Linked DNA regions of Homo sapiens: regions 1, 3, 4 and 5 are each linked to region 2. A link is a loop called in an ENCODE intact Hi-C map of the cell type or tissue named here. Cell type or tissue: endothelial cell of umbilical vein. All regions are shown on one strand. Each heading gives the region's core, and the rest is flanking DNA. Links, peaks and the distances in the headings are about the cores only.

Evidence for each region. Hi-C counts contacts between places; a loop is a spot of excess contacts. Peaks named below come from ENCODE experiments on the same cell type or tissue, not always from the same donor. Only the 100,000 strongest peaks of a DNase experiment are listed, where the experiment ranks them.
Region 1: it touches region 2 in a loop (6-fold over the local background); 13 of 110 quality-filtered maps call a loop at or near these places.
Region 3: it touches region 2 in a loop (3.0-fold over the local background); 3 of 110 quality-filtered maps call a loop at or near these places.
Region 4: it touches region 2 in a loop (2.6-fold over the local background); 3 of 110 quality-filtered maps call a loop at or near these places.
Region 5: it touches region 2 in a loop (3-fold over the local background); 5 of 110 quality-filtered maps call a loop at or near these places.

What each region holds. Positions count from the first base shown.
Region 1 is chr7:151,750,691-151,757,038 of GRCh38, reverse strand. All of the region lies in intron 3 of PRKAG2 (protein kinase AMP-activated non-catalytic subunit gamma 2), which reads left to right. Among named protein-coding and RNA genes, the nearest start is that of PRKAG2-AS2, 52 kb to the left of the region's middle. RefSeq lists enhancers at 1-176, 1,365-2,146, 412-4,092, 3,713-4,496. In endothelial cell of umbilical vein, for the core only: a CTCF peak has its summit at 2,776 (motif pointing left); a DNase peak (open chromatin) is centred at 2,678; H3K27ac peaks cover 2,744 bases.
Region 2 is chr7:151,684,817-151,691,164 of GRCh38, reverse strand. The region is part of intron 3 of PRKAG2 (protein kinase AMP-activated non-catalytic subunit gamma 2); the gene reads left to right. Among named protein-coding and RNA genes, the nearest start is that of PRKAG2-AS2, 120 kb to the left of the region's middle. RefSeq lists enhancers at 2,603-3,802, 577-4,909, 4,605-5,440. In endothelial cell of umbilical vein, for the core only: no CTCF peak of the experiment used is centred there; a DNase peak (open chromatin) is centred at 3,384; H3K27ac peaks cover 2,138 bases.
Region 3 is chr7:151,457,259-151,463,606 of GRCh38, reverse strand. No RefSeq gene overlaps it. Among named protein-coding and RNA genes, the nearest start is that of CRYGN, 20 kb to the right of the region's middle. RefSeq lists enhancers at 734-1,285, 2,386-3,053, 4,391-5,059, 5,784-6,348. In endothelial cell of umbilical vein, for the core only: no CTCF peak of the experiment used is centred there; a DNase peak (open chromatin) is centred at 3,436; H3K4me3 peaks cover 358 bases; H3K27ac peaks cover 660 bases.
Region 4 is chr7:151,589,049-151,595,396 of GRCh38, reverse strand. It overlaps PRKAG2 (protein kinase AMP-activated non-catalytic subunit gamma 2), which reads left to right. Exons shown (of 16, transcript NM_016203.4): 6 at 1-52. Among named protein-coding and RNA genes, the nearest start is that of RHEB, 72 kb to the right of the region's middle. RefSeq lists an enhancer at 2,802-3,302. In endothelial cell of umbilical vein, for the core only: no CTCF peak of the experiment used is centred there; DNase peaks (open chromatin) are centred at 2,316 and 4,746; H3K27ac peaks cover 1,917 bases.
Region 5 is chr7:151,567,675-151,574,022 of GRCh38, reverse strand. It overlaps PRKAG2 (protein kinase AMP-activated non-catalytic subunit gamma 2), which reads left to right. Exons shown (of 16, transcript NM_016203.4): 9 at 1,314-1,359; 10 at 3,798-3,852; 11 at 5,181-5,307. Among named protein-coding and RNA genes, the nearest start is that of RHEB, 51 kb to the right of the region's middle. In endothelial cell of umbilical vein, for the core only: a CTCF peak has its summit at 3,503 (motif pointing left); a DNase peak (open chromatin) is centred at 3,492.

The DNA.
Region 1 (6,348 bases), core at 533-5,532, 66 kb before region 2:
AGACCAAAAACCGGGGGGTCAGACTCGAGTAATTTTAGGACTCCAGCATTTAGGCCTGAAGCTCACCGCTGGTTACTCCCCCGAATCGCAGCGCTGACCCCGTCTGAATCGTCTCCTGCAGATGGCCCTAGCTCAGCTGTCAGCCCGGGTCCTACCTGGAAGAGGGTTACTCTCCGTACTAAAAGCAGATGGAGTTTAATACACGGACGTCACAGTTCTGATTATGTGGCTGCGTGGTTATAAAGGTGAGGAAAGAGCTGAGACGCCAGACTAGAGTTTGGGAAGCGACCCACCGATGAGTAAGGAAAATCCTTTCCCACCCCAGGTGGGAGAAGGGAAGAGGGCGGCGCTGGGAGCCCTGGCGGGGCTGGAACCAGGAGCTGCAGTTGGTCTGTCTGGCAGGAACGGGAGCCAAAGGGGCTGTAGCTATGGTCAGATGTTGCCCAAGGTGTCTCCCTGTCTCCTGCCCAGCGGGAGCCTGGACACATGGCAGCAGGGGTCAGAGGTCAGCCCCTGCATCCAGGCAGAGTAGGGGTGAGGATTGAGCATGAGAGCAGCGCAGGTACCCGCTCGCCTGGAGGCACCACTGAGTCGTTGCGTGTGCCTGAGCCATGTGCTGAGCGGGGTGCCCGAGATGCACCCACAAATCCATCTAGGGTCCCTCCCAGCATTGCAAGGACAGGAAACCTTTGGTGCCTCAGAGGCAGAGAGGTTCCTGGGGAAGCTCTGGTGGCTCCTACGTTAAAAGGAACCCACACTTCCTTCGTTGCAGTCACGTGTGTGGTGTGTGTTCCTGGGGCATTGCTCACATGACCTGTACGTGAGTCATTTTACTCCTCACTTTCAGGGAGGCCACAGGGGCCTGTGGGACTGTACCGATGGTGCAGAGGCGAGACCTGCTTTGGGGGCAGAGGGACCTGTGGCTGCCGGCATCACTGGTGGTCCAGGGGGAGAGGCCTGAGAAGAGGAGGAGACCAATGGGGGATGGGAGAGGAGGCGGGAGAGGGCAGTGGAAGTATTTGTGTTTGCGCACAGGTAGAGACACTGAGGACTTTTCTCCACTTCCACCTGGGAGGGCCCCGCAGCCTCCTGGAGGAACCTCATGGTGTGCACAGGTGATTTATATCATTAATACCAAAGAACACGAGCAACTGCTAAAGTGAGTTGCTTTAGGCACCGGGGTGAAACTGGGAAGGCTCGTGAGGGGCCGTGGCCCCCGTGAGAGTCCCCTTGCTGCCTTGGAAATGACTCTGCCCAGCAAGGAGAGGAGTCTCTTCAAACAGCAGTTGACAAATGTTTCCTGTAAAAAGCCAGATGGTAAATGTCTTAGACTTCGAAGGCCACGTGGTCTCTTTTGCAACTACGAAGCCATAGACAAAGTATAAACTAATGGTGCAGCTGTGTTCCAATAAGTATTTATAAAAGCAGGTGGCCAGCAGGATTGGGCCATTGGGTAGTAATTTGCCAACTCCTGTTTTTAAAACATAAATCCCATCATGTCATCCCCTGTTCAACCCCTTGACGCCGCCCCAGCACATTTAAATGAAAACTCCAAGCCCCACCACACATGGCCTCTGAGGTCCTCTGAGGTCACCCTGGGCTGGCTCTGACTGTGTCTTGTGCACACCCACCCCCTGTCTTCCTCTGCTCAGGCTCATGTCCCCTAGGCCCTCTGCCTGAAACACCCTGAGATGCTGAGCATGTCCCCTAGGCCCTCTGCTAGAAAACACCCTGGAGCCAGAACACCCTTGAGGCTGTGCTGTGCCGTGCCTCCCAGATTCCCGATTCCTTCAAGAATGAGGAACTCACTCCCAGCTGTGGGTGTGACAGACAGATGGCCCTCAGCTAAGGAGCACCACCTCGCCAGCCTTCAGCCCCTCCCAGAGCCGGCCTACGCCCAATAACCGGCCGATGTACATAAAGGACCAGCCCCCGACCCCCGCTCAGGACAGCTCTGAAGGGGCATCCGGGCTTCAGAACTCTCTGTCGGGGCTTCACGGGGTCTCCATCGCCCCTTTGTCAGGCCCAAGAGCACTCCCTGATGTACATCCAACATGCTCATTTCCATCCCAGAGCCTGCCTCTCAGAGAGCCTGCAGCGACCCTTCCTGCAGATAGACACAGGTGGGGTCCCTTCCTTCAGGTCGCTGCTCCAACTTTCCAATACCACAGTGGCCTTCGGAAGGAAGGGAGGCAGGGGAACTGAGGGGACCGCGAAGGTAGGGCCTGGAGAAGTGCTGGGGAGTGAGGTGCAGCTCGAAGTGCTGGAGAGTGAGGTACTCGAAGTTAGGGCCTGGAGAGGTGGTGGGGAGTCAGGTGCGGCGGAGGGGGTTGGGTGGGCGGGAGAACAGGGACTATATGAAGCCAAAGCCCAGCCTCCCTCAGGGCTGTGCCCTGTGAGTTGTACAAAGGGCCCTGGGTCTGTCCCCAGATGTTGCCATGATCCAGAATTACTGTGAGCTTTACCCTGTACCCGACAAAAAAGATTGACTCTGGCTTGCCCAAGTCTGCCCCTAAGCCCCAGTGCTGGCCCAGCCAACGCGGGCACCCTGGGCCCCCCGCTCACTGGCCACAGCTGGAGCCTTCCGGACCAGGGCAGCTGATGAGGTCTGAATACTGGGGCTGAGCAGACTCCAGAAAAACGTGACTCATCTTGCCTGCCCACAAAGAAAGGAAAAGTATGTGCGGCATCCAAGTTTCCTGAAAAGTTCAGCCAACACATTGCAGAGTTATGTGGCCTGGCATCCCGTGTGGTCCCTGGGGACAGCGCCCTCTGGCGCCAGCCTGGAAGACGTCCCCAGCCAGGGCTGGCCTGCACATCCTGTGTCCAGGCTGTTATTATTTGGGAGAAGCCAACGAAAAATTCCCGGAAGAATCTCCTTGCCCTCAGCGAGTTAGAGTCCTCTAGTTCTCTCAGGGCCTGCTTTGGTGATGCTCCCACCTTCGGAGACAGTAAAAGGCAGCACTAACACATGCTCTTACTTAACACACAGGCCCACTGTAGCTCTTTTTCTTTTTTTCGAGATGCGGTCTTGCTCTGCCTCTCAGGCTGGAGTGCAGTGGTGCGATCACAGTTCACTGCAACTCAAGCGATTCTCCTACCCCAACCTCCTGAGTAGCTGCGACTACAGGTGTGCACCATCATGCCCGGCTAATTTTTAAATATTTTGTAGAGATGGGGTTTTGCCATGTTGCCCAGGCTGGTCTCAAACACCTGGGCTTAAGCGATCCTCCTGCCTTGACCTCCCAAAGTGCTGGGATCATAGGCACAAGCCACTGCTCAGCCTGTATTTCTTAATTCCTTTTTTAAAATAACACTTTAGGGCTGGGCGAGGTGGCTCACGCTTGTAATTCCAGCACTTTGGGAGGCCAAGGTAGTGGATCACTTGAGCCCAGGAGTTCGAGACCAGCCTGAGCAACATGGTGAGACTCTGTCTCTAAAAAAACAATTATTAAATAATAAATAACATTTTATTTTGACAATTTCAAACATAAAGTCACAAAAATAATACAAAGAGTTCTCATATCCTTTTCACCCAGATTGCCCGATGTTAGCATTTCACCAGATCTGCCCATATCTCATTTCTCACGATCTCTCACTGTGTGTTTATATGAATTCTGAACCCCTGAGAGGAATTTGCAGACATCATATCCCTTTACCCCTAAATATTTCAGTGGATGTTTCATAAAAACAGGGTCATTCTCCTAACCACAGTATAATTGTCAAAATCAGGAAATCAGCACAAATATCATGCTATCAGCTAAGCTGCAGGCTTCATTCACATTTTGTGCCTTGTCTCAGGGGCGTCATTTCTTGGAAGAGGAGACCTCCAGCCACGCGTTTTGTTTCGTTGTCCTTTCTCTTCAGTCTCTTCATCTGGAACAGCTCCTCAGTCCTGTCTCATCTGTCACGACCTGAGCACTTTTCAGGAGGACAACGGCCAGTTCTTGTGTCACCTGCCCTTCGACATTTCCTCACCATCAGAGCCAGCCTCCGCCCTCAGGTGGGCACCCACCCATCCGTGGGCTGCCCTGGGCTTCTGCATCCCAGCAGGGTCACCCGATGCGGCCGCGACACCTTTCCGGTGAAGTGGACGCCGGTCACTTGGTGAAGGGGGCGTCTGCCACCATAAAGTTCTCTACTTTAATAAAGGGCTTACTTTCCCCCTTGTCACCAGTCAGGGCTTCAGGGGGACCTACTTTGGGATTGTGTAAATGTCTTCTTTCTCATCAAACTTTCACTTGCTAGTTTTAGGATTGATATGTATTTCTTGCCTGAATTGTTACTATAGTAATTACCAAAAGGCGATTTTCTAAATTTATCATGAATTCTACATTGACTGGTTGGAATGCTACTTTAAAGAACAGGTTTTTCTTCTCTCCCTGTGTGTGTATGTATCTATGGACTCATGGATTTGTATCCTATTCAGTGCCATGTTATTTCTCATTATCAAATATTTTAAAAAATTTTTATTTTAGGTTTGGGGGTCCATGTGAATGTTTGTTACATAGATAAAGATGTGTCATGGGGGTCTGTTGTACATATTATTTCATCACCCACGTATTTCATCATGTATTAGGCTCAGTACCCAATAGTTATCTTTTCCGTTCCTCTCCCTCCTCCCACCCTCTGCCTCTTAAGTAGCCCCCAGTGTTTGTCGTTTCTTTCTTTGTGTTCGTAAGTTCTTATTATTTAGCCCCCACTCATAAGTGAGAACATGCAGCACTTGGTTTTCTGTTCCTGTGTTAGTTTGCTAAGGATGATCGCCTCCAGCTCCATCCATGTTCCCTCAAAAGACGTGATCTCTTTCTTTTTTATGGCTGTGTAATATTCCGCAGCACATATGTACTACATTTTCTTTATCTGGTCTGTCATTGATGGGCATTTAGGTTGATTCCATGTCTTCATTATCAAGTTTTTGATGCTCAAATTGTCCTAGACGTGGCCAGCAGGAGCCTCTCCAGGCGGATCACTGTGTCCTTTGACTTTCCCCATCATATCCCCACCCTGTCCCCATCATGCTGTGGGCACTTCCTGGCTTTCTGGCTGATCTTGTACATTCCTCACCCCAGCCCTGGAATTAGCCATTGCTCTAAAGAGCCCTTGTCACTTTTAGTGGCAAATAGTGTTTACGTGTGCATGTCACTCCTGGGGTGTCATTGCTTCTAGGCCTTCTCAGCAGATGTATTAGAGACAACCTAAACACCCACATAGAAGAGAGTAGTTGGCCAGGTGAGGTGGCTTACACATGTAATCCCAGCACTTTGGGAGTCTGAGGCAGGAGGATTGCTTGAGCTCAGGAGTTCAAGACCGTAGCGAGACCCTGTCTCTACCAAACAAACAAACAAACAAACAAACAAACAAAAATAGCTGGGCATGGAGACATGTGCCTGTCGTCCCAGGTACTTGGGAGTCTGAGGCAGGATGATCACTTGAGCCCAGGAGTTCACGGCTGCAGTGCGCTGTGATTGCACTGCACTCCAGTCTGGGCGACAAAGCGAGAACCTGTCTCAAAAAAATAAATAAATAAATAAATAATAAATAGAGTAGTTCAATGAAATAAAGAAGTTACAGCTACATAGCAGAGTACCATGTAGCTGTAAAAAAAATATGGCATCTTTGGGCCGGGCGTGGTGGCTTACTAAACCTGTAATCCCAGCACTTTGGGAGGCTGAGGCAGGCAGATCACGAGGTCAGGAGATCGAGACCATCCTGGCTAACACGGTGAAACCCCGTCTCTACTAAAAATAAGTAAATAAATAAATAAATAAAAATTAGCCTGGCATGGTGGCGGGCACCTGTAGTCCCAGCTACTTGGGAGGCTGAGGCAGGAGAATAGCATGAACCTGGGAGGCAGAGCTTGCAGTGAGCTGAGATCACACCACTACACTCCAGCCTGGGCGACAGAGTGAGACTCCGTCTCAAAAAAAAAAAAAAAAAGGAATCTTTGAATCAGTATGGCAAAAGACATGCCTAGGCAATCCTCAAAAGACATGAAAATAGCCATTAGACAATAGCATGAGCATACTTAGTCATCATTAGAAATCCAGATTGTAGAATTAATCCATATTTTCCTTTAGTATTTGTAGGTTTAACTTTTTTTGTGGTAAAATGCATATAATATGTAATTTAGCACCTTAACAAATTTTTTTTTTTTTTGGAGACAGGGTCTTGCTCTGTCCCAGGCTGGAGTGTAGTGGTGCCATCTTGGCTCACTGCAACCTCTGCCTCCTGGGCCCAAGTGATCCTCCCACCTTAGCCTCCTTAGTAGCTGGGACGACAGGAACATACCACTGTGCCTGGCCACCTTAACAGTGTTAAAGTATATAACTCAGTAGTCACAGTGTT
Region 2 (6,348 bases), core at 967-5,966:
GTATTACACCATTTTATATCGGGGACTTGCACATCCTAGACTTTGGTGCCTGAGAGGGGTTCTGGAATCAATTCCCTGCAGACACAGAGGGATAGCTGTGTTTTCTCTCTGTCATGTTTCTTGTTTCATTTTCTTAACGGCGTATTTTAAAGAGCTTAAGATTTAAAGTTAGATTTGTCTACTTGTTGAGCACTATGTACAAAGCAAGCTCCACAAATCTTTCTTGAGCTGGGACAGTGCACCAGGCCCCATGGGATAGCGATAAGCGAGACTCACTGCCATTCACGCTTAGTGGAAGACCCGAGGTGCATCAGGAAACAACCCAGCACTCTATCATTTGATAACATTGGAATGTGCTAAGTGCATGAAAAGGAGGAATGATTCACTCTAGAAACCAGTGAGGGCTTCACAGAAGATGAGCTTAGCTGACAATAGATGCTGAAGCTGTGGAGTGAATCAGAAGTGGAAAAAACCCGGCTCCCCTAAGCACCGTATTCAGATATCATTTTTCATGCACTGATTCTAGAAACCTGGCACTAAAGAGAAAATTGCATGGAGGCAACATGTATGATGTGGTACAATTGAATCCGGGAACCCTGGTCCTGTCCTTCCCTCCCAGCCTTGCACCTTCCTAACGGCTGCTCCTCTCTTGGGTCCTTTGTGGAGTATCCGGCCTGCCTTCTGCAGATTGACCAAGAATAACAGAGCAGGAACCTTTCGGGGAAGAGCAATGTGTAGAAAGGGGAGGCAGGGCATCTTGGAAGTTTGTCAAGTAGATGAGGTATCTGGAAGGGGGCAGGGGGCTTTCCAGAGCCTCAGATCATGCAAACAGAGGGCTGAGTTCTCCCTCCCCGCGAAGCGAGCTCTACCAGGGGTAGGTACTGTCCATCAGACACAGGCAGCATTAGGAATTCCAAGCTCCCTAGCAAGAGGGCTCCTTTCCCACCTCCCTCGGGATGAGTGGTTACCTGTCTATTAAAAACACTAGCAGCAATTCAGGTGTGATGCTGTCATTTTTTATCATGGCCCTGAACTCCCAGAATTGTTGTTGCCATCGAGGGGCAGAGGTAAACCCTAGGTTTGAGATTCCAGATCGTCTTTGAAAGGATGCAACCAATACTTTTGTTTCCACCACGAGACGCTTATTTCCCTTTCATCTGCAGCTTTCCTTCCTCTTCTCTTCCTCCTCCGTGGAGAATCGTACCAATTAATCACTGGAGGCAGACAACCACTAGAGCTCACGATCCCTGCCTCTCCCTTCATGATGTGAATGAGGAGAGCTCCTGGAGCTGGGAACGGCACCATGGAAACGAGCTCTGGGGCAGAGGCGGCAGTCTGGACACCGTCCCAGCCTCCCCAACCCGTCTCACTGGCACCTGACACCCAGAGGGCCTGCCGGGGTGGCGTCAGATGATGTGTTGAGTCAACAGAACCCCAGGAGAGCCCTGGTTGGAGTCCCATGGCAGCCGGCTGCAGCCAGCACCCCAGGAAGGGAGTGTCTGCCACCGGCTGCAGCCGCCACCTGGCCTCCTGGGAGACCTGGCGGGAAGGGGAAAGCCGGGCAGGAACCACACTCACAGACGGTCTCCCCATCCCCGCCTCTGCCGCCTTCTCCTGCTTCGCTGTACGTGGCTCTCCAAAGTGGAGGTTTGGGAATGTGCTTCTGTGGCCCATACCCCACGTGGCCCACACCCCATCGTGCCAGGTAGAACAATGCATTCTTGTCTCCCCTGAGAGCTGTACACCTGGAAATGGCTTGGGATACACTTCCAGGAGGGGATGGTGACTGAAAGCCCTCCCTGCATCACCCACAGCCCTTCCCACCTGTGCCTCATCCAGAGCCGTGAGCCTGGATGATCAGAGGGAGCCCTCCAGAGTGAGGATAAACAGCTCAGGAATGGGACCATTGTGGGAGGCCACTGGAGCCCCCCAGGAGGGGATCTGTTCATGAGCAGTGAGCTACCACCAAGGGTTCAGAGCAGACTCAAAGAGCTGAATTATAGAAAGCACAGGAAAAAACTCCAGGTACTATTACAGATTTTAAAAACGACTATGCTCTGGAAGCTTTAGTGTGACAGGGTCCCAGCGAGGCGTGATCTTGATTTGGTTATCACACTGATTTTCCACTTCATTTTCAGCCACATTTTCTCCTATTCAGGGCTCCTCAGAGACTTCTGAGTTTGGAGGTTCAGGGTGCAAAATGGGTATAGCTCCTCTCAGAAGATGGAACAGGGAGGCCGGCCACCCTGGAGGAGAGGGGAACCACGTGAACATTTTGAGACCCCTCGGAATACAGATTCCTAAAACCTGACTTTTGGGGAGTTAGAAGGGCCCCGAAGTGATTTGAGAGACAGAGAAATCTGTGTACCCATGCTTCATTCATCAGTTTCGTCAGATGATCCAAGTGTCCTGAGATTCAAGAAAGTTGAAGAACTACTTCTTCCCCAGTTTTTAGGAAGTTTCCTCAAGAGCTAGAATAATAAACAAATTGTCAACAACCAGGAATTTCAAGAGGGACTGGAAACACTCCGCGGCAAGCAGTGTCCGAATCCCGGGCACAGTGGGGGAGCCCGCCGCGGAGTTCCCTGGCCAGCACAGGGCAGGGACGTTGCAGACGGAAGCTCTGATGATGGAGGCCTCCCTGAAAGAGGCATGCTTCCAGGGCCTCGCAGCCACTGGACCCTCCCCACACCGCATCTCATCGGGGTAAATTCCAAGTTTACCCTCACATGAGATCTGCTGTTTTACATCATAGCGATAGCCGTGTATACCGGCTTTGCCAGACAATTGGCATGAACGATGCTGTGTTATAAACAGGCATCTCGAAGAGATCAAGGTTAGAATGACATTTCTGAAATCTCGAACTCTAGTCCTGACCTAAGAACATGTTCAGACATGCTCAGGCAGGATGGGCCACCTGGGGGGGCTCCTGCCCAGGAATATTCTGGCCCCATCCTGCCGCCAGGGCCAGGAAGCCTTTCCCCTGCTCACTGGGCACCCTGGCATCAGCTGAGAGTATGAAAGTCCCCCAGGTCTCCTATTGAATTGGTGTCCTTCCCTTATTTCCTTCTAGGAAATGACAGTAGTCACCATGCTGACTCAGCAAGGAGCCCGGGGGGGGGCCTCATTTCCTCCTCCTCCTCCTCCTCCTCCCTCCCCTTCCAAACCCAAAGTGCCAAGTCTTGGCCTTCCACTACCCGCTCCACCCTATACACCCTTGGCAGCTGGCCGAGGGAGCCCCGTTGGGGAGGAGGGTGGACACGGAGAGGCAGCCCAAGGCAGATACACCTCTGACCTGAGGCACCCACCTCGCCTGGTGCGACCGTGTGCTTTTTCCTGTCGCCCATACAAACGGTCTTCTCCCCAACATTCCACAGGGATGAGGTCACCGTCAGAAACCTCCTGGAATGGAGCAAGGCCCTGGGCTGCGGCCTGAAGACCTGAGTCATGGCTGTGGACCTGCTTCTGGGGTGGGGGGTAGATCCTCGGCCACACACTTCACCTCTCAGAGCCTGCACTTCCTCCACCGAAAATGAGGTTCTGAGATGTTTGTCCAAGGTCATGCCCATTCTTACCACCTATGATTCTCATGCTGGCCCATTCCAGACTATCACATTCGGCAGAGTTCATCTCCACAGCACCAAACAATGCCTGTTGCTTTTGTGATTCCACAAATACTGATAATTAGAGGGACTGAGGCTGCTAACATTTCCCTTTCATTGACAAATTATTAGCAAATTGTTTTTCCGAAACCATTGTATATGGGAAAAGTTCTGTGGCAGAATTTCTCTCTCTCACAAAGCAGCAGAGGGGCCTCCCCTGTGCCTCCCCAGGACTGCTTTCTAAGTGGCAACATCAAGATGCATATCTGCTGTTGTCTTTTGCCCAAGCGAAGTATCTAGGGTTACGTTTTGGGTCCATGATGTAGAACTCTGACCTCCAAGCAAGCGTGAAGAAGGAACAGGGCAGACAGCAGAGGCTGGGACCACATTGTCAGAGTTGGGACAGATTTAAAATTAGCCCCTGTGAGATTCTCCTTTCCTTCCCCTGCACCACCATTTCTGTTTTGTTTTGTTAGTTCCCATGTAAATACCCATATGCTAGAGCCAACTATTTCATAACTAGGTGCAGAATGTTATTGGGTATACAAAGCCCTATAAGACTGGATATTTTCCGGATTCCTTTTAGGAGAATAACCTTGGAAAAATTCCTGAAAGTTTTTTTTTTAAATAGAAATATTTTTTCACCTTCCATATTACCATGATGCTTTGACTTGAAGATCACTCAGATATTTTCCAACATATTTTGAACAGTTTCAATGACAAAAGATCATAAAACAGATTCTTAGAGCCTAGAACCGAAATCTGCAGCCTGAAACCTTACTCCAGATTGAAATATGAATTGAGAGTGAGCTCAGCTAGGGCCAGGGCCATTCAGCTATAAAGGGGCCAGAGTCCAGAAACTCCTGCTGAGAGAGGGGGTCCTGCAGGGGCAGGGCTGGAGTGGGGTGGGGAGGACACCAGGCGGGTGTGAAACTTGTCTTTTAGGAACATTCAGAGCAAGGTCTCAAAGCAGCTGGCTGGAAAGGAGCAGCAGAGCTCAGGAGAGCTGGCCTGGCCGGCAGCTGCATAAACGCCTGGTACCCGGGGACGAGGCATCATTCCAGGGCGTTTCTGCATGAGGCTGACCTTGGCTGCAGGGAGAGTCATTCCTATCAGAGTCCAAGCAGGTGGCTGGGAACTCAGAAGGAAGGGAATTTGCTCTTCCATAGAAGGGAGCTGTGAGACAGGATGGAGGCACTCGGACCACATGACCATAAAGAATGGGAACTAACAATTACTTTAGAAGTTTCCTATCTGTGAAATAGGGAGATTGGATTAAATGAATGGTTCCAAAACATGTCCAACCACCCGCGTCACCTGGGGAACGTCACACAGCTCACATCCCCAGGCTCCTCCTGGCCCCATCGGTCAGGATCTTCCGGTCCTATGGGCACATGTGTTCTCAATGCTCCCAGGTGACTTTTGGCCCAGCCAGGTTTGAGAACTGAAGCCTGAGAAGCATCCTAACTGTCTCTGTGGCTCAGATGCTCTACTCAGCATGTCGGGTTAGACTCAGTGGGGACAGGGACTGGGGACTGCCCAGACAAGGGTTTAGAGCAAAACCGTCTCACAGGGAAAGAGGGCACTAGCAGATACATAAACCTAGCATCTTCGATTAAGCCAGCTATTCAAGACATTTGCAAAAAGTAAAAATGCCACTTATTTTTTGTTTTGTTTTAAAAAATATAGATTGCTGAGAAGTTACTTTTAAAAAAATGAGGATCCCAAGGAGCTTTTATTTCTGTGGGTCATATGAATCAATATTCACCATATTAGAATTTTTTTTTTTTTTTTTAGAGACAGGGTCTTTCTGTCACCCAGATTGGAGTCCAGCGGCGCAGTTGTGGCTCATTGCAACCGCAACCTCTCAGGCTTAAGCAATCCTCCCTCCTCAGCCTCCTGAGTAGCTGGGGCCAAGGGCACAGGCCACCATGCCCAGCTAATTTTTTATTTTTTGTAGAAATGGGGGTCTCACTATGTTGCCCAGGCTGATCTTGAACTCCTGAGCTCCCAGCCCCTCCCTTCTCGGCCTCCCAAAGTGCTGGGATTATAGGCCTAAGCCACCGAACCTAGCCTATATTAGAAATTAAAACTGAGAAAATTTTAAACATTAATTCATTTATAAATGACAACCATAAACTCATTATATGTTAAACACCCTATTTTTCAAGAGTGTAAAGGGGTGCTGAAGCTGAAATATTTGTCTACCACAGCAGTTCTCAAAGAGAAGCTGAGCATGGGATAGGGGTGTTGGTGGGGTGGCCCTGAGGACAGGCTTCTTTCAGAGAAGTATTGGGCAGCTGGGGCTGTGGGAGGTAGAATAGTTCAGGTTGAATGGATCATTCTGGAATGCATCCACCAACACGGAGGGTGGAGAATGGTAGAATGGTCTTGAAGATGACCTCGCCACTCCCACCCTGGGCTGGGGGGAAAGAGAAGAAATGGCTGAAGGCTCAGGCAGGCCCGCTCTGTGTAGGGTATTCCTGCCTCTGTGCAAATGAAACAGCAGCCTGCAGTGGGTTATAGAGGAAGTGGACTCCTGGGCCTAAGTGGTACTGATACCTAAAGTCACCCTGGTCCAGGCGCTGTTCAATGAACTGACGTGTGGCACCTGGAGCTTGTCTTGGGGGTGACCAGCTTTTTCCAATTTCTTACGTCTCCAGGTGATGAGAAACCAGGGACTGGCCTCCACGCCCTCAGGAACAGCTTCCAGAGTGCATTGTGGCTGACTGTGGCTGGGGGCACT
Region 3 (6,348 bases), core at 865-5,864, 230 kb after region 2:
CAGAGCCAGAAAGCTCTCTTAGCCATGGGGGCTTCTGGGGCTCTTTCCTTTGCCTGGGACACCCCTTCCCGAGACTTCTAACCCTTCAGATCTCAACATTGTCTCTTCCCAGGGGCTTCTAGGATGGCCTGAAGCACCCCTCTCTGTGAATCTATCCAAGCACTCATGTTTTATCATATGGTACAGCATGTGTCATAACTGATCATCACTTTTGTTCCTTGTATTGTGTATGTTGTGTATTACTCGACTAGATTTGGCTGGAGTGGAGACAGTGTCTCAGACATCTTTGATTCCAAGCTCCTCCTAGCACAGAGCCTATAAAATAGATACTTTCTACTGTGCCATTTTAATTTCCTTGTAGTTTGTGTGTGTGTGTGTGTGTGTGTGTGTGTGTGTGTATTTTAAGTTATTAGCAGTTGCCCTGGGAATTACAGTTAACATCTTACTTTATTATAACACTCTAGTTAAGATTCATACCAACTTAATTTCAATAGCATACAAAAGCTTGGCTCCAGTTCCTCTCTCATTTGTGCTGCTATTGTCATGCAAATGACATTTCTATATATTATATGCCCATCAGCACAGGCTTACAATTGGCTTATGAAGTTGCCTTTTAAATCAAATAGAGAAAAGAAGTTACAATTAAAAAATACATTGATGTTGTCTTTTCTACATGCTTATGTGGTTGCCTTTACAGGTGCCCATTATTACTCCTCATTAGGATTCAAGTTACTGTCTAGTGTCCTTTTCTTTCAGCCTGAAGGGCTCCTTTGGTATATCTTCTAGAGCAGGTCTGCCAGCAATGGGTTATCATGGGTTTTGTTTATCTGGGAATGTCTTCTTTATTTTTCAAGGATAGTCTTGTTGGGTATAAAAGTTGGGGGGAGAGTTTTGCTGTCAGCACTTCTACTTACCCAACTTATTCAGGTATTTCATGAGCAGCACTCAGCCTGGAGCCTGCAGGCTCTTGTGTAACCCCAGAAACATAATGGCTTCCCAGGCCCCCTGTGGGCATCTCATTTTCCAGTTTCTGTTAGCTTGTTGTTTGCCCCAGTGTCAACTAAATTGCTGCTGATTGTTTTGATAAACGTCCCCAGGGAGAAAGTGCTGGGTGAGCCTAGCTCAGAGTCAGGTCACAGGCTAGCTTGCAGGTGGAACCACCAGACCAGGCAAATGAGGTCACTGAGCTCCAACCCCAACTTGACCCTTCCTGTGGCTGCTAAGCTGCTGAGTTTTATGGGGATTGCTGCTGTTGCTTTCAAGGCTACCAGGGAGCTCAGGGGCAGAGGTTTGGAGGGCTGTGAATAGGGCCAGTAAAAATGCCACAATGCTCACTGCTCTGAGGTTCAGCCAATTTCCTTCAACACTCCCTGGATTGTTATGAGCCTTTGGTTAATTTCCGGAGCTCTGGAAACGTTTATTTTTTTGGACAGTTTTTGCCAGTGTTCTCATTAGGTTCCTGGGGTCCTTACTGCACAGTTCCTGATGGTGTGGCTGCTGAATGAATGAGCAGAGGCGCCTTTGTAGGGCACCACCTTCTGGACAGGTTCTTTTGAATTTAGCCTGCACCTGTTGCTGTGTGATTAAAATTCCCCACCATGTATACAGTGCATTGTGCTGCCATTTGACCTGTCGTTATTGAGTCCACCTGACACCAGCTCCCAACAAAGAAGGGCTGCTCCTGCTCAGTGCCCTCTGCCATTGTTAATACAAACAGACTGAGATTGCAGCTGTACCCAGAGGTCTGAAAGTCACTCAGATGCCCCAGAATGTGCTGCTGCCTCATAGCAATGCTTGTAGAGGTCTGGGCTCTCAGGGGAATATCTGTAGTGCCTGCAGGCTGCTGCCCCAGTCTAAGAGGTGTGCACACTGCTGCCTTGCCCCTGTGCCAGAGCCTCCTCAGCAGAGCCTGAGGTTCCAGGAGGTGTGTGTGCTCGCAGAAGCCTCTGGATGCTGTGGTTACTCCGGTTGCCCACACTGCCTAGCAATCCTTGAACCAGGATGCCTTCAAAGCATTCCTTGGGAGATTCCAGAACCATTCCACCTCGTTACCCTCCCCCAAGAAGGGGATGTTTTATATAAAGAAAAAAAACAATTTTTGTGTTGCCCATCCTCCCTACCTCAATGACTTCCTAGAGGGCAACAGAATGGCCAGGTGAGAGCTGCTGTGGGGTTAGAACTGGAAAGAATCAGATCTAATTTAACATCCTTGTTTTCAGATCATGGAACCCGAGGTCCAGAGAGGTCAAGGGGCAGCTACTTGATCCCCCACTTAGTCTGTGTTTCCACCACACCACATTGGGACATAGCCCATGAGCCTGTCCACAGGGAACCCCAGTCAGAGCTTCATCCCCAGTCAGGGACAAAGACTTGGAACATTCCGGTCCTGGCCCCCTCTACAGCTAATAAAAACCTTTGGGCAACTCCTTTATATTTTGTGATCTTCTTTTATTTTAAAACTTCCCTTCACCAGGGATCGTTGTCACAGCCAAAAGTATGAAAACCCTGGATGTTTCCAAAGTGCTATAGAAGCACCAAGCCACAGTCCTGAGGACGGGTGTGCTAACCTCAGACTGCCAGCTGGAGCTCTCACCTGGTGTCAGGGTCCCCGTGAGTTTCTGCAGCTTCACGAGTGCCCATGATTGTGTATCTCCAGCAGCAGTCGGTGCTGTGGGTGGCTCCGGAATCCTGCAGTGCTGCCATCTTATTCCTGGGCTACACATCCAAAGCAATACGGAACACCACGACTTACCCCAGCAAACGAGTTTACCAAATCCGAGAAAAAATATTTCATTCCAGTCTGGCCCAAGGCATCAAGAACAGTATGATCTACTAAGAACTACCAACACAGTGATCCGAGGATTGCAGGCCCGCCCTCGTTCTCATGTCCAGCATGCTGAAGGTTGCCTGTGCGGTGTCACTATTGGTCCCCAGAGCTCAGTCCCACACCTGCCCAGCCAGACCCTGTGGCAGCGCAGCAGATTGTGTCCTGGCCAGGGAGGCTGCTGACCTGCCCAGTCAGCTTCTGAGCGGTGGGACCTCAGCTCCTCATCTGCAAAGGAGAGAGTCGCCTGGGAGATGACTCTGAAGGTCCCCCCGGGTCCCACATCTGCCACAATCTAGGAAACAGTCTTGGATTCGTAGTTTCACAAGAAATAGCACAGGATTCGGGAAATATTGTGGCCTCAGCAGCCAAGACCTTTCACCCAGTTCCTCCTACTGCCCAAGAAAGCCCCGGGCAGAGCTGTGCCTCCTGATTTATTCCCTACAAGAACACAACAGCCAGCTGGCAGGCTCCTGCGAGGAGAGAGCCTCTGCCTGCACCGCGTGGCTGCCGCCTGGCGTTCTGTATATCCCTCCACTCCCCTCCTGCTCCCATCATCATCAGATCAGCAAGGAATTCAAGTACATCAGCACAGGACTCTGTGGCTGCCTTACGGGGCGCGGTTGACGAGGGTGATATGTGCTGAACTTTACCCTAAAAGGCTCAAGCAGGAGGACAGCAGGGAGTTACAACTGGAGCAGCGGAAGGTCACATTCCTTAGCTCTGACGTCGGGATTTTTATTATCCCATAACAGAAATCGTTCCAAGGCGCAACCTTTTCTGTGTCTGGGGCATTGTTGTAAAGTTGTAGAATGACAGTAACAGCTCTAAGCCAGCGCAGCCGCCTGGCTCGGCAGTTACCACATATTGGCTTGTATCAGAGTGACCTGGATGGCTCGCTGACACAGGCTGGCTTCCCCCGCACAGTCCCTGATTGCAGAGGCCCCGTCAGGTGCAGGACATCTGCATGTCTTCCAAGTTCCAGGGACGCTGCTGCTGCTGCTGCTGCGAGCTCAGGGGCTGCATTTTGAGAAGCACTGGCTTGGACAATAATGGCACAGGGCTCTTATTGTCCAGATTAGGAGGGAGCACGGGCCGGAGTGACAGGACTGTGGGACCGCAGAGGTGGCCAGGCCACTCACCACCCCCTGGGGACTTGGACTGAGGGGGGCTGTGGGTTGAGTTGCCTCCCGGCAAAAGGCATGTTGAAGTCTTCATTCCCAGTACCTGTGAATGTGACTCTATTTGGAAATAGGGTCATTACCAACGAACAAAGTTAAAGTGAGCACATACTGGATTAGAGCAGACCCTAAACCAATGGCTGGTGTCCTTAGAACAGTGGTCCCCAACCTTTTTGGCACCAGGGACCAGTTTCATGGAAGACAATTTTTCCACGGACTGGAGTTGAGGGGATGGTTTCAGGATGAAACTGTTCCATCTTAGATCATGAGGCATTAGTTAGAGTCTCATCAGGAGCATGCAACCTAGGTCCCTCGCACGCACAGTTCATAATAGGGTTCGTACTCCCATGAGAATCTGAAGCCACCGCTGCTCTGACAGGAGGCAGAGCTCAGCTGGTAATGCTTGCTCGCCCCCTGCTCACCTCCTGCTGTATGGCCCAGTTCCTAACAAGCCACAGACCAGACCAGTCCATGGCCTGGGGGTTGGGATCCCTGCCTTATAAGAAAAATAAATTTGGGGCCGGGCACGGTGGCTCACGCCTGTAATCCCAGCACTTTGGGAGGCCGAGGCGGGCGGATCATGAGGTCAGGAGATCGAGACCATCCTTGCTAACACGGTGAAACCCCGTCTCTACTAAAAATACAAAAAAATTAGCCGGGCGTGGTGGCGGGTGCCTGTAGTCCCAGCTACTCGGGAGGCTGAGGCAGGAGAATGGTGTGAACCCGGGAGGTGGAGCTTGCAGTGAGCCGAGATGGCACCACTGCACTCCAGCCCAGGCAACAGAGTGAGACTCTGTCTCAAAAAAAAAAAAGGAAAAAAAAATGTAGACACAGAGAGGCAGAGACTGGTATACCAAGGACTGCCAGCACTTCCAGGAGCCAGGAGAGGCCTGGAGCAGATTCCCCTCTGAGCCTCCAAGAAGAAACCAACCCCCCAACACCTTGGTTTCAGACTTCCGGCCCCCAGAACAAGAGAATACGTTGCTATTGTTGTAAGCCACCCAGTCTGGGTTACTTTGTTATGGCAGCCCCAGGAGGCAAACAAAAACAGAGGGCTCCTTCAATGTGTGGCTTGCAGTTGTTTCTTGTTTTTGTGTGTGTGTGAGAGAGACAGAGTTTCGCTCTTGTCGCCTGGGCTGGAGTGCAATGGCGTAATCTCAGCTCACTGCAACCTCTGCCTCCTGGGTTCAAGCGATTCTCCTGCCTCAGCCTCCTGAGTAGCTGGGATTACAGGTGCCCACCACCACGCCCAGCTAATTTTTTTGTATTTTTAGTAGAGACGGGGTTTCACCATGTTGGCCAGGCTGGTCTTGAACTCCTGACCTCAGGTGATCCCCCGACTTTGGCTTCCCAAGGTGCTGGGATTACAGGCGTGAGCCACCACGCCCAGCTGTGGCTTGCAATTTTAAGACCAAGAGAGCCCCTGGCAAACTGGGGCAAGAAAGGATAAGGAGCCCAAATGACAGCTAGCCAGAACTTTCATGTCTACAAAGGAGAAAAGTGATGCTCAAAGTTGTGATCTGCCAAGAGTCGCCAGTGATATAGTTTGGATGTGTGTTCCCTCCGAATCACATGCTGAAATGTGATCCCCAAGGTTAGAGGTGGGGCCTGGTAGGAAGTGTTTGGGTCATGGAGGTGGATTCCTTGTGAATGGTTTGATGCTGTTCTCATGTTAATGAGTGAGTTCTCGCTCTGAGTTCATGCAAGACCTGGTTATTAAAAAGAGTCGGGGTTCCCCTCCCAATTCCACCTCTCTTGCTCCCTCTCGCCACATATGCTGGCTCCCCTTCACCTTCTGCCATGATTGGAAGCTTCCTGAAGCCCTCACCAGAAGCAAATGCCAACACTATGCTTCGTGTACAGCCTTCCGAACTGTGAGCCAAATAAACCTCTTTTCTTTGTAAATTACCCAGGCTCAGGTATTCCTTTACAGCAACGCAAATTGACTAATACACAAAATTGGTACTGAGGAGTAGGGTGTTGCTATAAAGATAGATACCTGAAGGTGTGGAAGTGGCTTTGGAGCTAAGTAATGGGAAGAGGTAGAAGAGTTTGAAGATGCTCAGAAGAAGACAGGAAGACAAGGGGAAAGTTTGGAACTTCTTAGAAACTTGTTAACTGGTTGTGACCAAAATGCTGATAGAAATATAGACAGTGAAGTCCAGGATGATGAGGTCTCAGGTGGAAATGAGGAACTTATTGGGAACTGGGGCCAAGATCACCCTTTACACCTCAGCAAAGAGCTGGGCTGCATTGTGTCCAAGTCCTGGGAATCTGTGGAAGTTTGAACTTAAGAGTGATGACCTAGGGTATCTGGTGGAAGAAATTTCTAAGCAGCAAAGC
Region 4 (6,348 bases), core at 411-5,410, 95 kb after region 2:
TGACATCGTTCCAACCAGTTCAAAGCTTGTTGTCTTTGATACTACATTACAAGTAAGTGTACTCCATTTTCATGAATTTTTTGGTATTTTTTGGATGGCTACTACTTTATACAGTAATTTAAAACCAGCAATGCCAGCAAACGTTTATTGAGTCCTTTGCACTATCGGGCACTGTGCTGAGGTTTTATCTGAATTCTCAACATCTTGGCAACCTTATAAGAAATGTGCTATTACTGTCTTCTTCCTAAAGACAGGGAAGCTCAAATTATAGAGTTTAAGAACTTAAGTCAGAAAGCTTTGGCCAGGTGCAGTGGCTCACGTCTGTAATCCCAGCACTTTGGGAGGCCGAGGCTGGCAGATTACCTGAGGTTGGGAGTTGGAGACCAGCCTGGCCAACGTGATGAAACACCATCTGTACTAAAAATACAAAATTAACCGGGTGTGGTGGTGCATGCCTGTAGTCCCAGCTACTCAGGACCCTGAGACAGGAGAGTCGCTTGAACCCAGGAGGCAGAGGTTGCAGTGAGCCGAGCTTGTGCCACTGCACTCCAGCTTGGCAACAGAGTGAGACTCCATCTCAAAAAAAAAAGAAAAAGAAAGCTTAGTCCACAAGTTGTTGTGGAATTTAAGGACCTAATCCACAGAGCTAGTACAAGATGGGGTTTTGAACACAGGCCTGTCTAATGTGTGTTAGAACCTAAGCTGTTCATTATTAAACTGTATGGCCTCGCTCAGTATATCCTCATGGTCTTTCTTAGTTATTTAGTAGAACATATGATAAATTTGAAATAATATTGGTAAAAAAGAAGAAAATCACAAAAATGGGCAATCTTTTGAAAGAAGAACCTTACCGATCTCTTTTCCCAGAAAATTTGAATCTTAACATTTTGGTATTAAAATTATGCGTATTGCAACTTACTTTATATCAATGTAACTTATAATCACATACAAAAAGTCCTAAATAATATACTCAATACCGTGATCAAACTACATTCAGTGTAATCAAATGGGTGTCTACACACATATCTGTGCGTATACATTTAGTGTATTGTTTCTACATAAATATTTTCCAAGTAGGATTGTCCTCAGTCGAGTTCCTCAGAAGTAAATGCTAAACCAAGAATTCATGGGTTTATGAAGGATGCACTCCCAGGAGGAAGCATGAAGGGATCAGAGGAAGAGCAGGGCAGGGGAAGACACCCAGCAAGGGCCCTGGAAGGGCTGCCTCAGCCTGAGCCTTCGGGAGCACCAGCTGAAAGGTGCCCTGGAGTGTATCCACCCCCTCCCATAGCCCTGCCTTAGATGATCCTTCCAGGCTCTTCCTGCTCCACCAGGCCCTTTAGACCTCCCCAGGGACCCCCAGGTGTGGCCTGCTTCTGTTCCCATGCCCCACACCTGCCGTGCGTCCTCAGAGGGCTCCCCGGGCTCTTGGAGCCCCTTACCTGTATTCTGTGCCTGCCACCCAGGACTTACAGGATGACCAAAAATGACTTTGCTTTTGTTTAATTTCATTTTCCAATTGTTTCTTGTTAACGTATGGAAATACAATTGATTTTTGCAAATTGGCTTTATGTTCTTTGCTGAGTTCACTTTGGACCAGGTAACCTTCAGAGTCACTTTTAAAACCCTAAGATTCTTGATTATTTGACACAAAGAAGGAAGCATCCAAATACAATCTTATAGTAGGGAAAACAGTAGGCAGTTGTTTTAAGAGATGCGGTCTCGAGAACTGTGACTACATGTTTCAATAACAAAATAATGAGAAGTTCTGAATTCCCAAAATAAAGGAACTACTGGCTCAACCTATTTCAGCCTCACGCCCATCCCCCAGAAGGTTTACTTTTTAAAATACCAGATTTTCTGACCACCGGCATTTCTACCAACTTAAAAATAAGCGACAGTAGGCCGGGCACAGTGGCTCAAACCTGTAATTCCAGCGCTTTGGGAGGCCAAGGCGGGCAGATCACTTGAGGTTAGGAGTTCAAGACCACCCTGGCCAACATGGTGAAACCCCGTCTCTGTTAAGAATACAAAAATTAAAATTAGCCGAGTGTGGTAGAAGTCACCTGTAGTCCCAGCTACTCGGGAGGCTGAGGCGGGAGGGTCGCTTCAACCCAGGAGGCGGAGGCTGCAGTGAGCCGAGATTGTGCCACTGCACTCCAGCCTGGATGACAGAGCAAGACTCCAACAAAGCAAGACTCTCAAAAAATAATAATAACAAGTAACAGCTGATTTGACTTTTACCCAGCTTTCCATGTATTACTCATTTTGGCTAAACCCTAGAGAAAGTCAAGTGAGTAATACATGAAAAATGCAATGCCTTATGGATGTCCAAGGTGACTGATCCAGTAAATATCACTTCCGTAATTAAGAGGAGCTGTGAGCATCATCTCCGGGAAGCCGTTTATCCTGTGAGCCTCTAAGTTGAGAGGAGCTGAGATGCATTACCATGGAAATAGGGGGAGAGAGTTGTTTGGCATTGGTTAAGTCAAGGTAAAAAGATGTATTTGAAAAGGGGTGATTTGAGTATTTTCTAGACACAGGCTGCAGTAATAGCCATTGACACACCCTCAAGAGCTAAGAAAGCAAACAAAATAGCCGCGTACCCAAAACAACCTAAGAGACCAGTTAAATAAATCCTCGCATAGGCATATAATAGAATACTGCATAATGGAGAAAATGTTTGTCAAGAGTATATTCATTGATTCATTGATTAGGAAAAGAAAAAGTAAGCTGCAGAACAGTACTCAAAATGACCACGTTACTCTGAGGATACGACGTCATCAGAGCCGTAACTGCTCTAGGGACCAAGGCGAGCCACTTGCAGGGAAGCTGAAAGAGTGTGCGCAGACAGGAGTAGAACAGAGCCAATGAGAGGAGAGCAGAATGCGAGGGTGTGCCACCAGAATGAGGGGGAAGAGCAGTCTCGGGCTTGGCTTTTCTGCTTCCATCTTCGGTCTCTTGAGAGGCCGACTGGACTCCCTGCAGTTGGGTTCCATGAGATTCCCCTCGGTTTAATACTGGAATCACCCTGGGGATCCATGTAGATATGTCCTGGCCATCTCAGTCCTGATAAAGTGGAAATCAAATGTCCAACTGGGAGGTCTGCCTGCTGGGGGATGTAATCCCCACTGTCCTCAAGAGCCACACTGTGCAGTGCCAGCAGGGGCCAGCCCAGCAGGAGAAGCACCTGTAAACCAAGCCCAGCTTTTTCTCCATCAGTCAGTGGCTCATAAGGAGCTCCCCCGAGTCTGGGTGTGGATCGAGGTAGGGGAGGCACCGGTGTCAGAGCAGCTGCATCATGTACCCATGCAGTGTCCATGTACTTCACAGGCCTGGGCGAGCCCCGTCTCGGCCTGGCGAGAGAGGGTCGCTGTGCATGCTCAGCATTCGGCTTGGGGGGCCTAGTAGTTCCCTGTTCGTGATGGGGAGCTCAGGTTGCATGGTCTCCGCATCTCGTGGCTAGCTTGTTTGGTCTCTATAAGGGCCTGGTGCAGTCGGCCAGGAACTGTTTCCCAGCGGGAGAGTCATTATCTGCAGGAGAAGGCATGGTTGTTTTGGGGTTAATCTTCCCTCAAAACCCTCAATGTCTGCTCTGTAAATTTCCTTTTGGTGGAGGCTTCCTACAGCACCCCTAATATCAACCTTGCTGGGTCCTAAGGCCACACAGAAGAGCAGCCTGGACTTGCCACATGCCTGATCGTGCCCTGGGCCTCTCTGAAAACAGCTTTTAGTGTCACTCAGTACCGGTGTCAGAGTAGCACGTACACATGTGGTGCATGTTGCCTCCAAAACACCTGCCTGGTGGTTGCAGTGGCAGGTGGAGTGTGGAGTGACAACTTGAAGCTCCCATTGGAGGGGTGTCTCCAGTGTTTCAGGCCGTTCTGGGGTGTGAGACCCCCGGTTCTGCGGGGTCTGTCCCTCATGCTCTGCCCGGCACATATCTCACAGAGGCACCTAGAGCTCTGCTACTTCCTGCCTGTCTAGTCCAGCCCACACCGCTATCAGCGCATGGGCCAGTGTGGCAGTGTGCAGTGTGAAGATGGCCAGCTTCTCTGCAGACCATAATAAGGTAGAGAGCGGGGGTGCCGCAGCCTTGAGACACACGGGTGAAAGTATCCTGTTGCCAGGTAAAGCAGACTCCGTCTAGGGGTCCTTGTAGATTGGTATAGAGAAAAGGAGTATGTGTCCAGGCAGGGGCTGTGGGTCCCCCAAGATACTACATTGGGAACAGCTGCTGCAGTGACAAGTTCACTTTTCCTATTGAAGGGGCCCCTCACCTGTACATTCCTCAGGGGCTCCAGGAGGGAGTGTCCTCTGGGTATGGAATGTGCAGGTGGCACATGACAAATCCGTGCCAATGCCCCTGTCTCCCGAAGCCTGTGGATTCCTCCTGTATAGTTCACTGTGCCACAGAAGCCTGGCATCTCAGCCTCATTAAACACGGACTCAGCAGTGCCCTGCACTTCAGGCAGTCAACCAAGTGAGCGGTTAGAGCCACTGCCGGCTGCGTGCACAAAATGTTAATGAACAATTTCTCATAAGACCACTCATAGCAATCAGTCCCACCAAACTAGTGTTAAATTTCTCGTCTTTGTCCTAACGTTACTAGCACCTATTCCCATACATACTTCTTCGGTTTCTGCAGCTGTGAAATGGCAAGATCTCACAGTTTGTTTTGCATATAAGTGGTTTCCTCCCCTGCAGCATGCGGAAACCTGTCCCCAGTTACAGGTCAAGGGGTGGCAAGGGTGGGAGGGTGAGAGGCCCACGCTAGGCGTCTGCCCTAGGAAAGCCTGTCACTGGGCTTTCGAGTAAAGAAAGGTGATTCTCAGACACTGGGGAGCCAGCTGTTCCCACTGCCATGGGAGGCTCGGAGGAACTCCCGAATCTGGAATCTCAGCTTCATCTGAGTCCAGTCAGATGTCCCTCTGTCCGGTGCCAGGGTCCCACTCCTTCCAGATCCATGCCCAGCTTTCCCATCAAACCTGGTGATGCCACCAATTCCGCCTGTGCATCCACACCCCGCAGAGTTATGCTTTGTGTTTGATTTTGGAAACAGCCCTGTAGCTACAAGAAATAGACTCTCTGGGGACTGCCATAGAGGCTTGTTGGGTTCTCTGTCTGTGGGTGCAGGTCCCAGACCTGGGCTTGAGGTTTTCTCAGAGGCCCCAGCGCACTCACAGAATGCTGTCATACTGAGTCCTTTGGTCCTGGCTTCTGCCTCAGTGGCCAGTGCAGTGGCCATGTGGGCCCTGGCACACAAATGTCATCACAGGCACAGATGATGGCTTTTTTAGTCACAATGCCATGGCCTGCCCTGGATTACAGGAATCTGATTTCCCACTGACAAAGAGCTCAACACTGTGTTAAACCCATGGATGGGAAACCAATTCCAAGTCCTCTGTTCCTGGGAACCAGTCTTGGCAGTTTCTTTTTTCTTCTTCTTCTTCTTTTTTTTAAAGACAGGGTCTCATTCTGTCACCCAGGCTGAAGTGCAGTGGTACGATCTTGGCTCACTGCAACCTCTGCCTCCCAGGTTCAAGCAATTCTTGTGCCTCACCCACCTGAGTAGCTGGGATTACAGGCACCCACTACCACACCTGGCTAATTTTTTGTATTTTTAGTAGAGATGGGGTTTCACTTTGTTGGCCAGGCTGGCCTGAAACTCCTGGCCTCTTGACCTGCCCGCCTCAGCCTCCCAAAGTGCTGGGACTACAGGTGTGAGCCACCGTGCCCGGCCGTGGTGCCAGTTTCTTGATCAGTCAAGGTTCAGTCAGGAGACAGAAGCCACACCAGTTATTTGAACAGAAAAAGAACATAAGCAAATGTTAACTGGATCTAAATTAACTGGTAACTGAAAGGACAAATAAAGACCTCTAAGGCAGTGTTCTCAAAGTCTGATTCCCAGACTAGCAGCTTCAGCATCAGCTGGAACTTTTAAAAACGCAGCTCATCAGACCCAATCTGAGACCCGAATCCAAAACGGGGGGATGAGGCTCAGTGACCCATGTTTCACCATGATGCTGTGTGAGTCTGGTGTACTCCACAGTGTCGTGGAGGAGAGGGGGTCCTGGCGCGTGCCTTCTAGCTGGTGCTTATGTCTCTGGGTGGGAGTTGGGGCTTGAGGAAGCTCATTTTGCACAAAATGGGAAAACAACAAACTGTATTCAGCCGCTGCTACAGGAGGTGCCTCGGTGCCCAGGTAAGGCAGTGCCTGGGTGGAGCTCACGGGAGCTGCAGGCAGACAGGAGCCCTGCTAGCCGCTGACGGGAGGAGCAAGCCCTTCTTCCTGCTCTGGCTTTGAGTCCCTCCCTAGACTCCTGTATTGTCAGAACCTGAAATAGA
Region 5 (6,348 bases), core at 740-5,739, 120 kb after region 2:
TGGATCACTTGAGGTCAGGAGTTGGAGACCAGCCTGGCCAACATAGTGAAACCCTGTCTCTACTAAAAATACAAAAATTAGCTGGGTGTGGCAGCGGGCATCTGTAATCCCAGCTACTCAGGAGGCTGAGGCACAAGAATCGCTTGAACCCAGGAGGCGGAGGTTGCAGTGAGCCGAGATCGCGCCATTGCACTCCAGCCTGGGCGACAGAGGGAGACTCTGTCTCCGAAAAACAAACACAACCATACTCTTAGGAAGTTTTACCAAAGATTTTGTAAATATCCTGTATTTATTTCCCATGAAGTGTATTATTTCTTCAATATTACCAATGCAAGTGAACACGGGCTTTCCTTATAGTGGTCATATCTCTGCTTTTGAACTAGCAAAATCAGCATGAGTGTGATTTTTGAATAGATAGATTTCTGTGAAATGCAGCAAATCCCATATAAGAAATCTTAGCAGTAGAATATGAAATCAAAATTGCAAAAAAGCAGTTATGTCTAAATATGCAGCCCAAAGTTTTTCTTAATATCTGTAGATACAGGCCAGGCACAGTGGCTCACGCCTGTAGTCCCAGCACTTTGGGAAGCTGAGAAGGGTGGATCACTTGAGCCCAGGAGTTTGAGACCAGTGGGGCAACATGGTGAAACCCCATCTCTACAAAAAAAAAAAAAAAAAAAAAAAAAAAACCCACAAAAATTAGCCAGGCATGGTGGTGTACATCTGTAGTCCAAGTTACTCAGAGGCTGAGTTGAGAGGATTACTTAAGCCTGGGAGGTTGAGGCTGCAGTGAGTCATGATCGCACTTGTGCACTCCAGCCCGGATGACAGAATGAGACCTTGTCTCAAAAAAAAAAAAAAACTTGAGATACATTTTTTTCTCTATATCTCACCTCACTTTCTTTTTTTTGAGACAGAGTCTCACTCTGTTGCCCAGGCTGGAATGCAGTGGTACCATCTCGGCTCACTGCAACCTCTGCTTCCTGGGTTCAAGCAATTCTCCTGCCTCAGCCTCCTGAGTAGCTGGGACTACAGGCACCCACCAATATGCCTGGCTAATTTTTGTATTTTTAGTACAGATGAGGTCTCACCATGTTGGCCAGGCTGGTCTCAAACTCCTGACCTCAGGTGATCTGCCCACCTTGATCTCCCAAAGTGCTGAGATTACAGGCATGAGCAACCGCACCTGGCCGCCTCATTTTCTAATTGCGAATAGAAAATGCTATTATCCAAGCTATGTTTTGTTTCATTTTCCAAATATTTTTTCTATGTTGTATATGTATATTTATAAATAAGAATTTTTTTATTTGCAGGTACAGATTTATGAATTAGAGGAACATAAAATTGAAACATGGAGGGGTAAGCACTATTGGATGTTTAAAATCTTTTAGTATCGGGAAAGCTATGTTTAGTATGAAAAGTATGTTTTCATTTTGCAGATCCTTTTCTCTCTGCTCCATAAAATGTTATATAAAACATTCTCTTTATTTCTGTTAATTTTGATAGTATGCTACTGTACTAAAGCTGAACAATATAAGTATTGTCCCTTCTGTTTATAGACATGTATAGGACACCTTCAGCAGGCAAGGCCTTATCCTAGGGCCAGGAATGTGAAGATGAATGAGCTAACCAAGCCCCACCTCGCTGCCCACAATGGGGCCACCGCTCACTACTAAGTCTAAGCCCTCAGAGATTTGCCTTGGTATTAAGAAATGCATCAGAGGCATGCCTAACTTGAACCAAAGCAAGCATCTGTTCTTATTTAAACCTAGTAATTGTTTCTTTACAAATTGTGGAGAAACTTAGGACAAATGAACCTCAAACTAGATGGTTTGGAGCAAATAGCATGGAAGTAATTTGAAGACCATATTCTCTTCATTGTCACATTGACATTCACCCTGTAAAATCATGATACTCTTTTCTGCCATAGAACCATTTCTTAAATTCGCATTTCATGATTGTAAGGTGGTGGTCTCACTGACACTTGTCATGGTGGGTTGGTGGAGAGGACCGGGGGTGGGAATCACGGCAGACCCAGTCTGTCTGCAACAGCGGAGCCTTTGGAGGGTGCTCAAGGAAACACTGGTAGAAATGGAGGGACCAACTGAAGGAAAATTTTGAATTCAAAATTGAAGAGTTTGGTTCTGTGTTTCCCATAATATGCTTGATAGGAGAAGCAACCTTTGTAGCTGGCTGTGAAATCAGAATACATCTTGGAGTTCTCTTACACCCCCAGGGGCCCTTTCAAATCCATACGATTTAGAAGTTTCACTGAGTGATGGGTTTGGTTTATTACGGCTTTGTCAAACCAAGCTAAACAAATTTGGCATGGGATCTGTACAGTCTGTTGTGCAGTGATTGTGTAACACCAGCTTCTTGTCCAGTTCTACTGTACAAGTACTGATAGACCAAGGTTTAAGTATGTTTACGTTTTGACATTACATGATATTTTGTAGTAATAATAATGCCAAAATATTCTTAAACGCCTTCTGTATAGAAACTTTGGTAAAGCAAGGCCAGGTGCGGTGGCTCACACCTGTAATCCCAGCACTTTGGGAGGCCAAAGCAGGTGGATCACTTGAGATCAGGAGTTCAAGACCAGCCTGACCAACATGGTGAAACCCTCTCTCTACTAAAAATACAAAATTAGAGCCAGGCGCAGTAGCTCACGCCTATAATCCCAGCACTTTGGGAAGCCGAGGCGGGTGGATCACCTGAGGTCAGGAGTTCGAGACCAGCCTAGCCAACATGGTGAAACCCTGTCTCTACTAAAAATACAAAAAAGTAGCCAGGCGTGGTGGTGCGCACCTGTACTCCCAGCTACTCGGGAGGCTGAGGCAGGAGACTCGCCTGGGCCTGGGAGGCAGAGGTTGCAGTGAGCCAAGATGATGCTGCTGTACTCCAGCCTGGGCAACAGAGCAAAACTCCTTCTCAAAAAAAAAAAAAAAATTAGGCTGGGCACAGGACCTCATGCCTGTAATCCCAGCACTTTGGGAGGCTGAAGTAGGTGGATCACTTGAGGTCAGGAGTGCGAGACCAGCCTGGCCAACATCATGAAACCCCATCTCTACTAAAAATACAAAAAAAATTAGCAGGGTGTGGTGACGTGCACCTTTAGTCCCAGCTATTTGGGAGGCTGAGGTGGGAGAATTGCTTGTACCTGGGAGGCAGAGATTGCAGTGAACCCAGATCATGCCACTGCACTCCAGCCTGAGTGACAGAGTGAGACTGTCTCAGAAAAAAAAAGAAACCTTGGAAAAGCAAATTAATTGCAGTTGATATCTTCAGAAAAAAACAGTTTTTATGTGCTGGAAAGATGCCCACAATGCAGTAGGTTTTGAGCATCAATTTGGTAAAATAATACTTAAAAATATTTAAAGAACAAAGTTTGTCATAACTGATTTTATCTTATAACTTATGGAAATTGATTTTTTAAATTTCATAATTGCTTCATTTCTTGAGAGTAAGGTGAACCTGGTAGCATTCTAGTGACCTCTGCTGGTATTGCTCTTTTATCAGATTTCTTTGTTTTTCCTGATTTTATAAACACTTACTGTCACATTGTTTTTTAATATTTAATTTTTCTTCAAATGCAACATCCTGAAAACAGTTTGGAAGTTGTTTAAAATAGCCATAACTATGATTAACACAGGAGTTTTAGGCAAATTAAATTTCTTTTTATTTGAGTTTTTAATCCTTCTAACTATTAACCGTAAACTGAAGGGTATTTGAATTTGTGTTATAACTGCAAACAGCAAATGTGTTACTAACTGCATATTTTCTTTCTATAAATACAGAGCTTTATTTACAAGAAACATTTAAGCCTTTAGTGAATATATCTCCAGATGCAAGGTAAACTTGTTTTTTTTTTCTTTGAAAACATTCATTCAGATGTATGTGTTTTATCACCATGATAGAAAGAAAGACACAAATAAACATGTTCTTCATTCCAAACAGGGCCTGCCTCCTTAATTCCAGCTACACTGTACGCATTCAGTAAATCTAGGAACACTACAAAAATCACAGCCGTTGCTGGTGCTAAGGATGGATAATGGTCTAGTAATAGGGTCATACTAAACCATCACGAAGATCTCGGCCAATCTGGGGGGCGTGTTGAAATTGCAGATTCCTGGGCTTTTACCCCTGACCTGCTAAATCAGGATAGGGCCCAGGAATACACATTTAAACAACTCCCTTGGCAATTCTGCTCCACACTAGCGTTTAAACATCAGTGTGTGTTAGATGTCGGTTCAGATGTGGTGAGAGCATGGGCTGCCTTCTGTGTAGTCGTCTGGCCCGTCCTTTTTTATCCAAGCCTTCTGGTTTGGCTGTGATACATTTCCATATTGGTGTAAAAGCATCTTTCAAACTCAAATCCAGTACAGAGAAAGATTAAAATATTTATTTTCATTTTATTTCCAAGTCCTAACAAAAAGGTATAACAACCTTCTTACTGGCAGTCCCAGGAGAGGGACCAAGTAGAACAGAAATGTTGGCCCTGCAATATCTCCTAGCCGGGCCGGCCCGGGGTAGAGCCAGTTTGCCCACTCACCAATGCAGAGAGCTTGCTGCTACAGCCTTTGCTCTCTTGCCAATACGATGTATCTGTTTGCTTTTCTAAGGATTTAGGTTTCATCGTCTTTCAAATAAAATCACTAAATACACTCTTTAAAAAAACTCCTCTTCCTGGCTGGGCGCAAGGGCTCATGCCCGTAATCCCAGCACTATGGGAGGCCATGGTGGGTGGATCGCTTAAGCTCAGGAGTTCGAGAGCAGCCTGGGCAACGTGGCAAAACCCCATGTCTACAAAAAAGAAAGGTGGCGCATGCCTGTAGTCCCAGCTACTCAAATAGGCTGAGGTGGGAGGATCACCTGAGCCCGGGAGGTCAAGGCTGCAGTGAGCCATGACGGCAGGCAACAGAGCAAGACCCTGTCTCAAAAAAACAAACCAAAAAAAATCTCCTCTTCTAGAGATTTGTAGCTTGCACTTGTATTTGAGATATGTTAACATAGATTGTGAAAAATGAAAAATTTGCTGAGATCTCTAATTTAAAACTCTTCCAAAACACTGTTATTATTGCAATAATAAAAACACTGGAAGTGCTTTAAGGCAGGGGTAGTCCAAAGTGTTCTGATTTTTCTCGAAAGCCTCCTAACAACTTTAATGACTTCTCCCACAGCCTCTTCGATGCTGTATACTCCTTGATCAAAAATAAAATCCACAGATTGCCCGTTATTGACCCTATCAGTGGGAATGCACTTTATATACTTACCCACAAAAGAATCCTCAAGTTCCTCCAGCTTTTTGTAAGTAGTTTTTAGCGTTTCTAAAGACATAATTGCATTTACTTATTAAATAATGTACTTCAAGTAAATTGGCTCCTGTTACCCTCAGTAGAAGAAATTGTTAGTTTTGAGGTCTCCCTTTCTAAACTTCAGTTTCTCAACTTACTACTCTCTGAATTGTACATTCTTAAAGTTGATTCCAATTTAAAAGAATCACCTTTTAGTGCAAGTATCAAAACAATTTTAACAACAAAACTCGGCATTCTCTCTTTAAATTAAAACATTTGTCACCAGCATATGAGGGGAAATAAGGCAATCTGCAAGTCTAATTGAGGACTGTTGTACAAGATAAACTGAACTAATATCTAGAGCAAAAATTGCTTTATGTTGCTTTTACTGGTGTCATGGTTTTAGAAACATGTTCCAAAAAATGCTTTCCTCAAGATTATCTTATAAACTGCAGCAGTGATAGAAAAACCCGAAGCAAATAAAATTTTGGCAAGAGAATACCATGTTGGTCCAAATAAGGCCTGTATTAACCTGTAGGTTTTCTCAGCTACTTGAAATGACCTGGCTCCGTAGTCATCCAGAACTTTGAGCCTGTTTGGTTGGAAACATTAAAAGAGACTCAGGAAGAACAGAGAGTTTATAAGAGGCTTTTTATGTTTGTCTTTTAATTACATGCATGGAATTTGAGGTTGTAAGTAATCAGTCAAATAGAACCAGTAGAAGGTCTTAATCGTTCTGAAGAGGTACTTTGAAGAGTTGTTTTTCCAAGACTGTAACAGATATTAAAAATGTACTTCAAATTAGCTTTCCCATTTTCCTCCCCATGGCTTCACCTAAGGACCTAACATAGCGTTCCGGTGCAGTGTGAAGGAGCTGAAGCTCCTGCCCTGGAGGCAGCTTGAGGGACCCCTTTTGCTGACAGAAGCACAGAGGGCTTAGTGATGGAGAGAAATACCTTGTCAATCAACCCAGTCTTGTATTTTAATCATTTACATATATAAATAACATTTATTTAACCATGCTGTGCTAAGAAAGAAGGTAGGGAAGAGTAAT